Regions from separate parts of the Homo sapiens genome. Here all the other regions are linked to region 2. The links are chromatin contacts, found by Hi-C or POLR2A ChIA-PET in ENCODE. All regions are on one chromosome and are shown on one strand. The core of a region is the stretch at or near the end of the contact, and the rest is flanking DNA. Distances in the headings are between cores, read along the strand shown.

What was found. Hi-C counts contacts between places; a loop is a spot of excess contacts on that map. ChIA-PET counts read pairs that join two places held with the same protein, here RNA polymerase II (POLR2A). Pooled maps may share reads with other maps.
Region 1: a loop to region 2 is called in a map of endothelial cell of hepatic sinusoid, with 4 times the contacts of the local background. The contact joins two enhancer-like sites. A Hi-C loop is called at or near these places in 2 of 168 maps with a recorded cell type or tissue (Caco-2 and endothelial cell of hepatic sinusoid) and 1 of 37 single-sample maps with no recorded cell type. POLR2A ChIA-PET finds 5 or more read pairs at or near these places in 1 of 52 experiments (activated CD4-positive, alpha-beta T cell).
Region 3: a loop to region 2 is called in a map of dorsolateral prefrontal cortex, with 2.2 times the contacts of the local background. The contact joins two enhancer-like sites. A Hi-C loop is called at or near these places in 4 of 168 maps with a recorded cell type or tissue (A673, Caco-2, dorsolateral prefrontal cortex and 1 more), 1 of 37 single-sample maps with no recorded cell type and 7 of 50 pooled maps.

What each region holds. Positions count from the first base shown.
Region 1 is chr5:138,647,894-138,651,046 of GRCh38, reverse strand. No RefSeq gene overlaps it. Among named protein-coding and RNA genes, the nearest start is that of HSPA9, 74 kb to the right of the region's middle. RefSeq lists an enhancer at 1-555. Within about 2 kb of position 1,686, at least 2 of the 41 ENCODE cell types and tissues checked have a DNase peak (open chromatin) inside an H3K27ac peak, as active enhancers do.
Region 2 is chr5:138,953,950-138,957,010 of GRCh38, reverse strand. All of the region lies in intron 7 of SIL1 (SIL1 nucleotide exchange factor), which reads left to right. LOC124901079 (a long non-coding RNA gene) reads right to left here. Exons shown (of 2, transcript XR_007058954.1): 1 at 1-3,061. Among named protein-coding and RNA genes, the nearest start is that of LRRTM2, 80 kb to the right of the region's middle. RefSeq lists an enhancer at 2,696-3,061. Within about 2 kb of position 1,615, at least 12 of the 41 ENCODE cell types and tissues checked have a DNase peak (open chromatin) inside an H3K27ac peak, as active enhancers do; they include dorsolateral prefrontal cortex, where a contact is called at or near this core.
Region 3 is chr5:139,261,184-139,264,092 of GRCh38, reverse strand. No RefSeq gene overlaps it. Among named protein-coding and RNA genes, the nearest start is that of SNHG4, 11 kb to the left of the region's middle. RefSeq lists an enhancer at 1,369-1,438. Within about 2 kb of position 1,317, at least 6 of the 41 ENCODE cell types and tissues checked have a DNase peak (open chromatin) inside an H3K27ac peak, as active enhancers do; they include dorsolateral prefrontal cortex, where a contact is called at or near this core.

The DNA of each region.
Region 1 (3,153 bases), core at 437-2,936, 310 kb after region 2:
CCAAGCCTGAACTGGATGCTCCCCAGTGTACAGAACTGTGGACATGCTCCGGACCAATTGGTGGGAAGGCATTGAAACTGACCCCTCCCCGAAAATGGCAACTTCTTTCCAGCCTTGTCAGATGTGCCAGAGCAGGCAGGTGGGCACGTTCACTGGAGTGTCCAAAAGACGGCAGCCTCGCCATAGGCTGATCTGGGGATGAAGAGGCACAGCCATGCCTTTCCCCTGAGCTGGGATGGGAAATCCCATGATGCACCTTTGAGGTGATAAAAGGACAAATCAAGAAAGAAATTCTTGGCCAGGCATTGTGGCTCATGCCTGTAATCCCAGCACTTTGGGAGACCGAGGCAGGCGGATCACCTGGTGAAACCCTGTCTCTACTAAAAATACAAAAATTATCGAGGCATGGTGCCATATGCCTGTAATCCCAGCTACTTGGGAGGCTGAGGCAGGAGAATCTCCTAAAACCCAGAGGAGGAGGTTGCAGTGAGCCGAGATTGTGCCACTGCATTCCAGCCTGAGTGACAGATCAAAACTCTGTCTCAAAAAAAAAAAAAAAAACCACACACACACACACACACACACAGAAAGAAAGAAATTTTTCTTTCTTCCTTTTTTTTTTTTTCTTTTTTAGGAGACAGAGTTGCCCCGGCTGGAGTGCAGTCGTGCGAAGCTGGCTCCCTGAAGCCTCAACTGCAGGTGTGTTATGTGTCCACCATTTACTGATCACCCCATCTGAAGACGGTCCCCCGGCCCTGACCTATTACTTTCTATCTTAGCGCCCTGTTTGTTATGGTACTAGGTATAATTCATATTATTCCATATTGTCTTGTGTCTTCATTTTTTGTGGGTTTTCACTCCTGGAGTGGAAGCTCTGTGAAGGCAGGGGCCACATTGCCTGGTCAACACTGTATTCCAGTTACTTAGCATCAAGCTTCACACATCATGGTGTTAGTTAAATACTCTTTGAATGAACTGAATGCATGGAGCCGGGGTGGGGTGGCTGCCAAAGAGAAGGTCTTCAAAGCTGAGGCTGACTCTGCCTGCTCCCCTGTGGCAGCCCCATCTGCAGACAGCAGCTGGGCAGATTCCTCCTTCCCTAGGAGACCAGGCTTATGACCCCGGGGGAATTGAGAGGCCTCTCCAGACCTTGGCCTCCTTCCTCTCCCTTGGGAAAACTCCAGTTGTGACCCCTCCTAGCTGTCCCCGGAGCTGCCTTCTGAGGACCAGGGGTTAATGGTCAGTGTTTATCACCTCCCACTCCCTGACAAGATCCCCAGGTCACTGGAAAGCTTGGCCCAGCCCAAACTGATACCTTGCATGGGCCAGGGACTCAATCTGGGGACAGCAAAGAGGGACTGAGGAGGAAGCTCCTCCACGCATTATAATATCCATGAAGTGAATGCAAATGAACTGAAAGCACCTTTTGAATAAGCAGCTTTTACTGAGGGAGCTGCTCTAATCCCTAAATGGCTTTGCTGACAGGGAGGAGCTTCCCAGTGGTGGAAGGGGTGGGAAATGGGGACACACTGTCAGGAACCGGCTCTGCAGCGCCCTTGTCCCTGCACTTTTAGATTCCGGACACGCTTCTTGTGGCTAATGGAACTCGGAGATCTCTAACCTTGGCCTCCATATTCCACTCCCTGCCCCCGCCCCCAGAGTCTGCGGAGCCCAGCTTCTGTGTTTCCAGGAGGCTGAGGCTGCTGGGTGCTGGGTCTCAGTGTCGAGTGATTCTCTGGGACTGGAAGCAGCTGAGTGTGCCTCCAGTGATGTAGCCCTGTGGGCTCTCTGGTGACCATGTGAGACATCCCTGGGCCTGTGTGTAAAGGTGTGTGGCCGTGTGCACCAGTGGGTTTGTGTCCATTTACACACCTCCTGGAAACAAGTGTCATTGTGTTTGTGCCTCTGTCTGTCCCCACCCCCACATCTCCATCCATCTGTATTCCTCCCCAGGTTAGCGGGGGCTGGCCTCAGCTGGGGAATCATGCTTTTTCAAGGACTAATGACTTTTATCAGAATGATAATGAACTGATGACACAGGGAGGCCCTGGGCTCTGGAGAGAAGCCAGAGAAGGAGCAGTTGGGGACAGAGAGGAGGCTGGTAGGGTTGGGAGGCTAGAGGACTATGCCTCCCAGAAAGGCCAGCCAGCTCCATTCCTCTTTCAGTGGGGGAAGGAGACAGGGACAGAGGAAACCCAGGGGATGTTGGAAACACATTCTCCATTTCCCTTCCCTGTCCCGCCTGCCTCTTCCTGAACCTTCCATTCCCTGCTTTGCTATTCTTCTCGCCCTCCCAGAGGACTCCCCTTGACTACGGGGCTGTGAGGCTAAAGCTGGCTATTCCCCTCTCCCAGTCTCCTTCACTCTAGCCCTTACTCAAAGCCAGGTCCTGCCCAGAGATGGAGAGGGGAGCTGCTCCTAGAATTCTGAGTGGGCAGAGACACATAGGTGGCCTGAGCAGGTCTTAGAGGACCAGAAACTTGAAAGCTGCCCCTTGGGCATGAAGCTTGTCAAGGCTAATTGGCCTCAATATTCTTTCATAATGAGTGTAGGGCCAGGTGAGTTGTCAGTGGGGAAAGGAGAGGAGAATTCAGAAGCTCACAGAACATCCACACCAGGGACTTGGGAGATCACAAAACCAGGAACTGTTCTCATTGGTCAGAGAAGATAAGTGATACCAATCTCCCAAAGGTTTCGGAGAGATTTCAGGCAGAGTCTGCAGCATGCAGGGGCTCCCTCACTGGAAAAGCTCCTTCACCTGCTGCAGAGAGGCAGCCACGTCTCCCCAAGCCGGAGCACTCTGGCCTCTAGCACAGCCTGGCATGCAGTGAATACTCAATAAACATCAGCTGTTGTGGATATTAGCATAATCTTCTGGTGGAAAGTCTCTGAGGGTGGTCCCTGCAGAGAGGGGTAAGCTTCTAGGACCCTGGGATTCACAAGGAACGGGGACAGTGCAAGGCAGGCATGGTACCAAGAGACCCAGCTTAAAGACCAAGGAGGCAGGCATGCCGGCCCCCACTGTGGCCTCTCCTTCTCCTGCCCCAGTCTTTCAGGGTCATCCTCCCTCTGGGGCCTGCAGGGAGTCCTCCCTCTGTCCCAGGCAGGCCCAGTGACCTTTTGCTCAAGTCTGCAAATATATTCTTGTCTAGT
Region 2 (3,061 bases), core at 366-2,865:
TGGGTGGCTTCCAGTTGGGGGCTGTACATGAAGGGGTCAGATGATAGCCCTGCCTTTCCCCAGTGTCCAGATGGAACTCCTGAGGCCATACAGGTCCCAACACAAAGTGATGTGCAGCTCATGTGTTTTGTTATTCCTGGAAGCTTGACTTTGTAGTGGAAGATTTGTACAGTGTTTTTTTTGTTTTGTTTTTTGTTTTTTGTTGTTGTTGTTGTTAAACCTATTCCATTTTTATTCAATTCGGTAATTGTATCTTTTTTTTTTTTTTAAGATAGAGTCTTGCTCTGTTGCCCAGGCTGGAGTGCAGTGGCGTGATCTCAGCTCACTGAAACCTCTACCTCCTGGGTTCAAGCGATTCTCCTGCCTTAGCCTCCCGAGTAGCTGAGATTACAGGTGCCTGACACCACACCAGCTAACTCTTGTATTTTTAGTAGAGACGGGGTTTCACCATGTTGGCCAGACTAGTCTTGGACTCCTGATTTCAAGTGATCTGCCCGCCTCAGCCTCCCAAAGTGCTGGGATTACAGGCGTGAGCCACTGCGCCCAGCCAATTGTTTGTATCTTAACTGATTGATTACCTAGCCCCACTCATCCCTGGATGGCAGGCAAATATAGATGTCTCTTGAACCCATCTATTTCAGGATTACACATCCTGCAAATTCTTGCTTTCCCAGATGATGGAGGCCACACATTAAGGCATAAGCAAGGTGGGGCCACCAGAGGAAATCTTTCTTTCTGGGCAAGAAGGTGAGCTGCACTTCATCAGGTGAATGATTGAGCCTGGCCCCATATACCCCTGAGATGTGCCCTCTGCCCTCAGTGCATGGCATCATCTCAGAGGCATTTCAGAAGAAAAATAATAGTTTTTTCCTGTTCTAAGGGAATGAAAAGAGTATTTGTTGCACTTAGAAATGTCACGAGGACGCGTGAGTGAGCACATCCCTCTGCTGTGCCTCTGGTGTCCTGGTCTGGCCTGGCAGTCTCAATCACAGAAGCTCTCTTCAGTTACACCTTAGCATTTCCTTGGCCCCCATCTAACTAGTCACCCTCATCCTTATTCCCATCCTAGAGCTCTGCCTTTTCCAGTTGTTTTCCTTTTCAGAAATTCAAGCTTACTTTTCAGCCCTTGTTGTTCCGGTTGGTTGACCCTGGAGCAGGATTTCCGTGCACATACCTTGTTGGCCCTGCCACCCGTGCAGCGGCACAGGACCCCACACTCAAAAGGGCCCGTGCTTGGCTTCATGCTCTGTTCTCACTGTCTTGAAATTTCTGATAATTCTTGAACAAAAGGCCCTACGTTTTCATGTTGCACTTGGGCCTGAAAATTATGTAGCCAGCCCTGAGCCCAAGGGTGAAGTCAGCCCCGGGGTGTGTGCTGGGCAGCAATCTCCTGGGCCCCCTGGCCGAGCTGGGCTGCCTTCCCTGTGGTCAGCTCCTTCAGTCCCCTTCCACCCAGACACTTGCTTAGCTTCAGTTAGCTAAAATATGACCTCTGACTCTTGGCTGATTGCCCAAATTGCTGTCACCCTGACCCAAACTCTTTGGTTTTTGCAAATGCAATCACTTCCATTTTTGCAGCCTGCCCCACCCCCAGCCCATCTCCCTGCAAGATTTACAGAGTAGCAGCTGCTGTCGTCCCTCTGCACACAGACAGCTGACTTGCCTGCTGATTGTGAACATCCCAGTAATCCAAGTGCTAATGGTATTTATTTAGTCCAGCCGGCTTAGCCCTGAACAAGGTTTATTCTCATTTATCGCATCGGAGATGAGCTACGTCCTTAATATCCTTCTGTTGACTTTGAGCACACCAGCGCCACTGATGTCACTTTGAGGCGTGCCAGGCCCCCGCCCCCTTAACTCAGATCCCCAACTGTCAGGACACCTACCTTCCAGCCAGCAGGACTGGTCCCTCCAGGGGTGGGCCGCAGCTCTGGTCCAGAGTCCATAGGCTGGAGGAGGATGGGGCTGCCATACATGATATGTGCTCGAGGCATCCAGGCCAAATAAAGCTGTGCTCTCAAAGATGTGGTCTGGCCTCTTTGTGTAGTGAGCCTACTGTAATTATCTTTTGGCCACAGTGCATTGGCTAGCAGTGTGGCATTTTGGCATTCATTAACTGTTCTGTCTTTTACATGGGTAGTCCTAGCTCTGCCTCACAGGTGAAAACTTGCCCAAGGCCATGAGCCATTCATTGCTTATGAGATTCCCAGCAAGGGTCCTGCAGGCCCTGGTCCTTGCACATCCAGAGGCCTCACTCTGAGCTGTTTTGGTAGTTGCCTCCCCCAGCCCCAGGCTGTGAGCATTTAAAGCCCAAGGCAGAGCTGACTGGCGAGAGGGTCTGTTTCTAGGAGCAGATTCTACCCTTGGTGGGTGATTGCTCAGGAAACCTTCAGCTCTACTGGCCCTGCCTGGATGGACTGAGGAGCAGCTGGAAGCGCAAGCCTCATCTTCCCCCTCTTCCTCTGCTGTGTTTCTTCAACCCCTTGCCTGGGCAGCCCTAAAAGGCCACTTCACAGGGTGGCCTTTTAGGAAACTCCTGAAGCTGTGGGAACCCTGGGGTAAGGCCTGGAGTTCCCAGGGTTCCATGGGTACCTCGTTTAAGCTGATCATGTGAAGAGGCCAGGCAGGGCATGGGCCCAGGGCTGCCAAGGCTGTGCACTGTCACAGCCCATGTTTGGCCCATGGTCCTGCCGTACCCACAGACTTGGCTGTGGGTGAAAACATGAATTTATTGCCTTATGAACCTGATTTCAGCAATTTACAAAAGGTCAGACTTTCTCTTTTCTCTCCGATTTACTTATCTGATGTTGGAGCTCTCTTCTCTCCTACTCTAAATGGGGTGGGAAGAGCCTGCCTGAGGGGGACAGAGTGGGTGGGACTGGGCTGCTGCTGGCTTGGCTGTGGGTGGCTCCCGACCCACATCAGCCCACCTTCTGAAGAGAAGGGACTTCTCTTTGCCCTGGTCACAGTGCAGAAAGTGGAAGGGCTTTGGTTGCCCAGCCCTGGGTGATTAACTGAGGCTGCGATGATGGGGTGCTGTGATGAGCTTTGTGCTGTCTTT
Region 3 (2,909 bases), core at 68-2,567, 310 kb before region 2:
TTAAGGGGGTGGAGTCCAGACACCAGACTTTATAAGGAAAAGAAGTGATATAATGCAGATGATATACCATGATATAATAATAATACCATACAACAAATTTATTATGTTGCTGCAAAACAAATTATCCCAAAACTTCAAGAACTTAAAGTAACAAATGTTTATTTCATACAGTTTCTGGGGGTCAGGATTGGGGAGCAGCTCAGCTAAGCTGGCTCAGGGTCACTCATGAGGTTGTAGTCAAGCCGTCCACTAGGGCTGCAGTCATCTGAGGCCCTGATGAGGGCCAGAGGATCTGCTACCAAGATGGCTCACTTGGCTGTTGATAGAAGGCCTAGTTCCTTATCACATGACCTTCCACAGCACTGTTCACTACATGGCAACTGGCTTGCCCCAGAGTGAGTGATCAGATGACAGAGTGACCAAGAAAGAAGCCACAGTGTCTTTTATAACCTAATCTTGTATGTTACATATGATTACTTCTGTCATATTCTATTGGTCACACAGACAAACCCTGGTACCATATGGGAGAGGGGATTTACAAGTGCATGAATATCAGTACATGGACAGCATTGGGGATGGATCATCCTGGAGGCTGGTTACCACACTGGCTTGTAGAAAATTTCCTCAGAATAACCATTTCTTCAAGAAATACCAACAAATATGTGGCCCCTAAAATACTAGAGTTCCCAACCCTATCTGGGTTGGAGCCTGAACGAGGACAGTCCAAAGAGCAGGGGCTTCAAAAACTGCTGAGAGTCTGAAGATTTTATTTCAATTCTGCATGAGCATGCTTTTTTCTTCAAAGCCCCACTTCCTCTAGGCCTGGCCTCATTATTTCATTCAGCCAATTAACTCAACTTGTAATAATCTTAGTTAAACCTGCAAATTAAAAAAAAAAAAAAGCAAAAGAAAAGAAAAGACAAAAATAAACCCTTTGAGGAAATCTATAGAACTTCAGAGGCAGCCTGGACCTCTCTCGGTAATTTAACCTTGAGATGACACTGAACTTTGCGAAGGGCAGAGCAGACCCACCCATCCCCCTAAAATCCCTAGGTCTCTTCTTGTCGAAGAGAGGCATCTTGTCTAGTCTAAGAAGAATGACTGAGGACAGACTATTTGCTCTGTCCCGGAAGGCCAGTACTGGATTTATCCAGAAACAAAAAACATGGCTCTCCTGAGACCCAGGGCGGGCCTCTTGCCCAGCCCCCACCAGACTCAGCCTTGGCTGTGCAGCCCATCAGCCAGTTTCCTAAGCTGAGCAGCAGATGGCATCCCAGCCTCAGGAGCGAGCAGCTGAGGTTTCTAGAAAGAGCAGCATCACTGTAAGGAACTCAGACTGCGGCTTGGCATCTGGGAGCCCTGCCTCCCCAGCTCCCAGCTCAGGGAAGTTTCTGCTCTGTGCCTACAGATTAGGATACTGTTAGGCCAGTGTCTCAGAGAGTAGGGCCTGAAGCCCCTAGTCAGGAAACAGATGGTGAACACAGGGTCTTTTCTGAGAAAGATAAAAATCAGTGGTTTCTGCAATTATATAAGCACTAAAAAAAATTTTTTTAAACGAAGAAAACCAGTGGCTGCTGTTCTCAGACAGGCTGTTTTTCCTTCACTTGCCCTTTGCTTGAGAGGGTCCACAATGACTATATCTTGGTCTGGGGGCTGGCAGGTCCCTGGCGGGAGCCTCCTGGGATGGCCAGATGGAGCCAAAGACAACTTGAGGGATCAGTGGGCTACTGAAAGCATCTAGGGAATTCCAAGGGTTCAAAATTGAATATTTTTTTTCCCCTGATGACCCAAATGAAGAGCTATACCCCAGAGCTGACCGCCAATGACGCAGGCAGGGCTCAGTCCTGCAGGCCTTGTTTCTGTGCCTCAATCTTACTCCCTCTCCTTATGCTCCTCCTCCTCTCTGTTCCATTTTTTCTCTCCTTCCTTTTTCCTCTATCATTTCTATCCTTTTACGTCTTTCACTGTGTGGCTCTATTTCTTTCTTCTGCTCCAGTGTAGGAAAGAAAGCTGATTACCAAACTGCCTCGGCAAAGTGGCCATGGGCATTGAGCCACACACAATTCCCTGTCTTTAGGGACTCAGACCTTGTCTATACTTGCCTCTCTCTCCCTTCCTCATTTCTTCCCTCCCTGCTGCTGATACCTGATGGCCAGTCCCAAGGAGACCTGGACAAAGAGAGGTCCAGAGGTCACCAAGAAAATCTACTCTCCCCCCACAGAACCTGTACTCCCTGCTTTGTAGCTCCTGACAGGAAATACTCCAGAGGCTTCCCAGTAGGGCTGAGGTCCACTGAGCCTCCTGTTCACTGAGCACTCACTGTTTGCCACTAAAATGTGAGCTTGAGGGCAGGGCCCTGTCTACCTTGTTCACTGCTATACCCACCATATCTAGCACACAGTAGATACTCAAGAAATAATTGTTAAAAAATAATGAGTGGGGGATGGAAAGATGAATGTTGAGCACTGTATTAAGTATTAGGGGCACAGGGCTGGGCGTGGTGGCTCACGCCTGTAATCCCAGCACTTTGGGAGGCCGAGGTGGGCAGATCACAAGGTCAGGAGATCGAGACCATCCTGGCTAACATGGTGAAACCCCGTCTCTACTAAAAATACAAAAAATTAGCCAGGTGTGGTGGCATGCACCTGTGGTCTCAGCTACTTGGGAGGCTGAGGCAGGAGAATCGCTTGAACCTGGGAGGCTGAGGTTGCAGTGAGCCGAGCCAAGATTGTGCCACTGCACTCCAGCCTAGGCAACAGAGCGAGACTCTGTCTAAAAAAAAAAAGTATTAGGGGTACAAACATTAAAGGTGCAATCCCAGTCCATAAAGAGAAGAACACCCAGACAATCAGTCACCTATGATCTGGAACAGTAACTATGAGAATGATGGTGGTAGAAGCTGCAGCAGT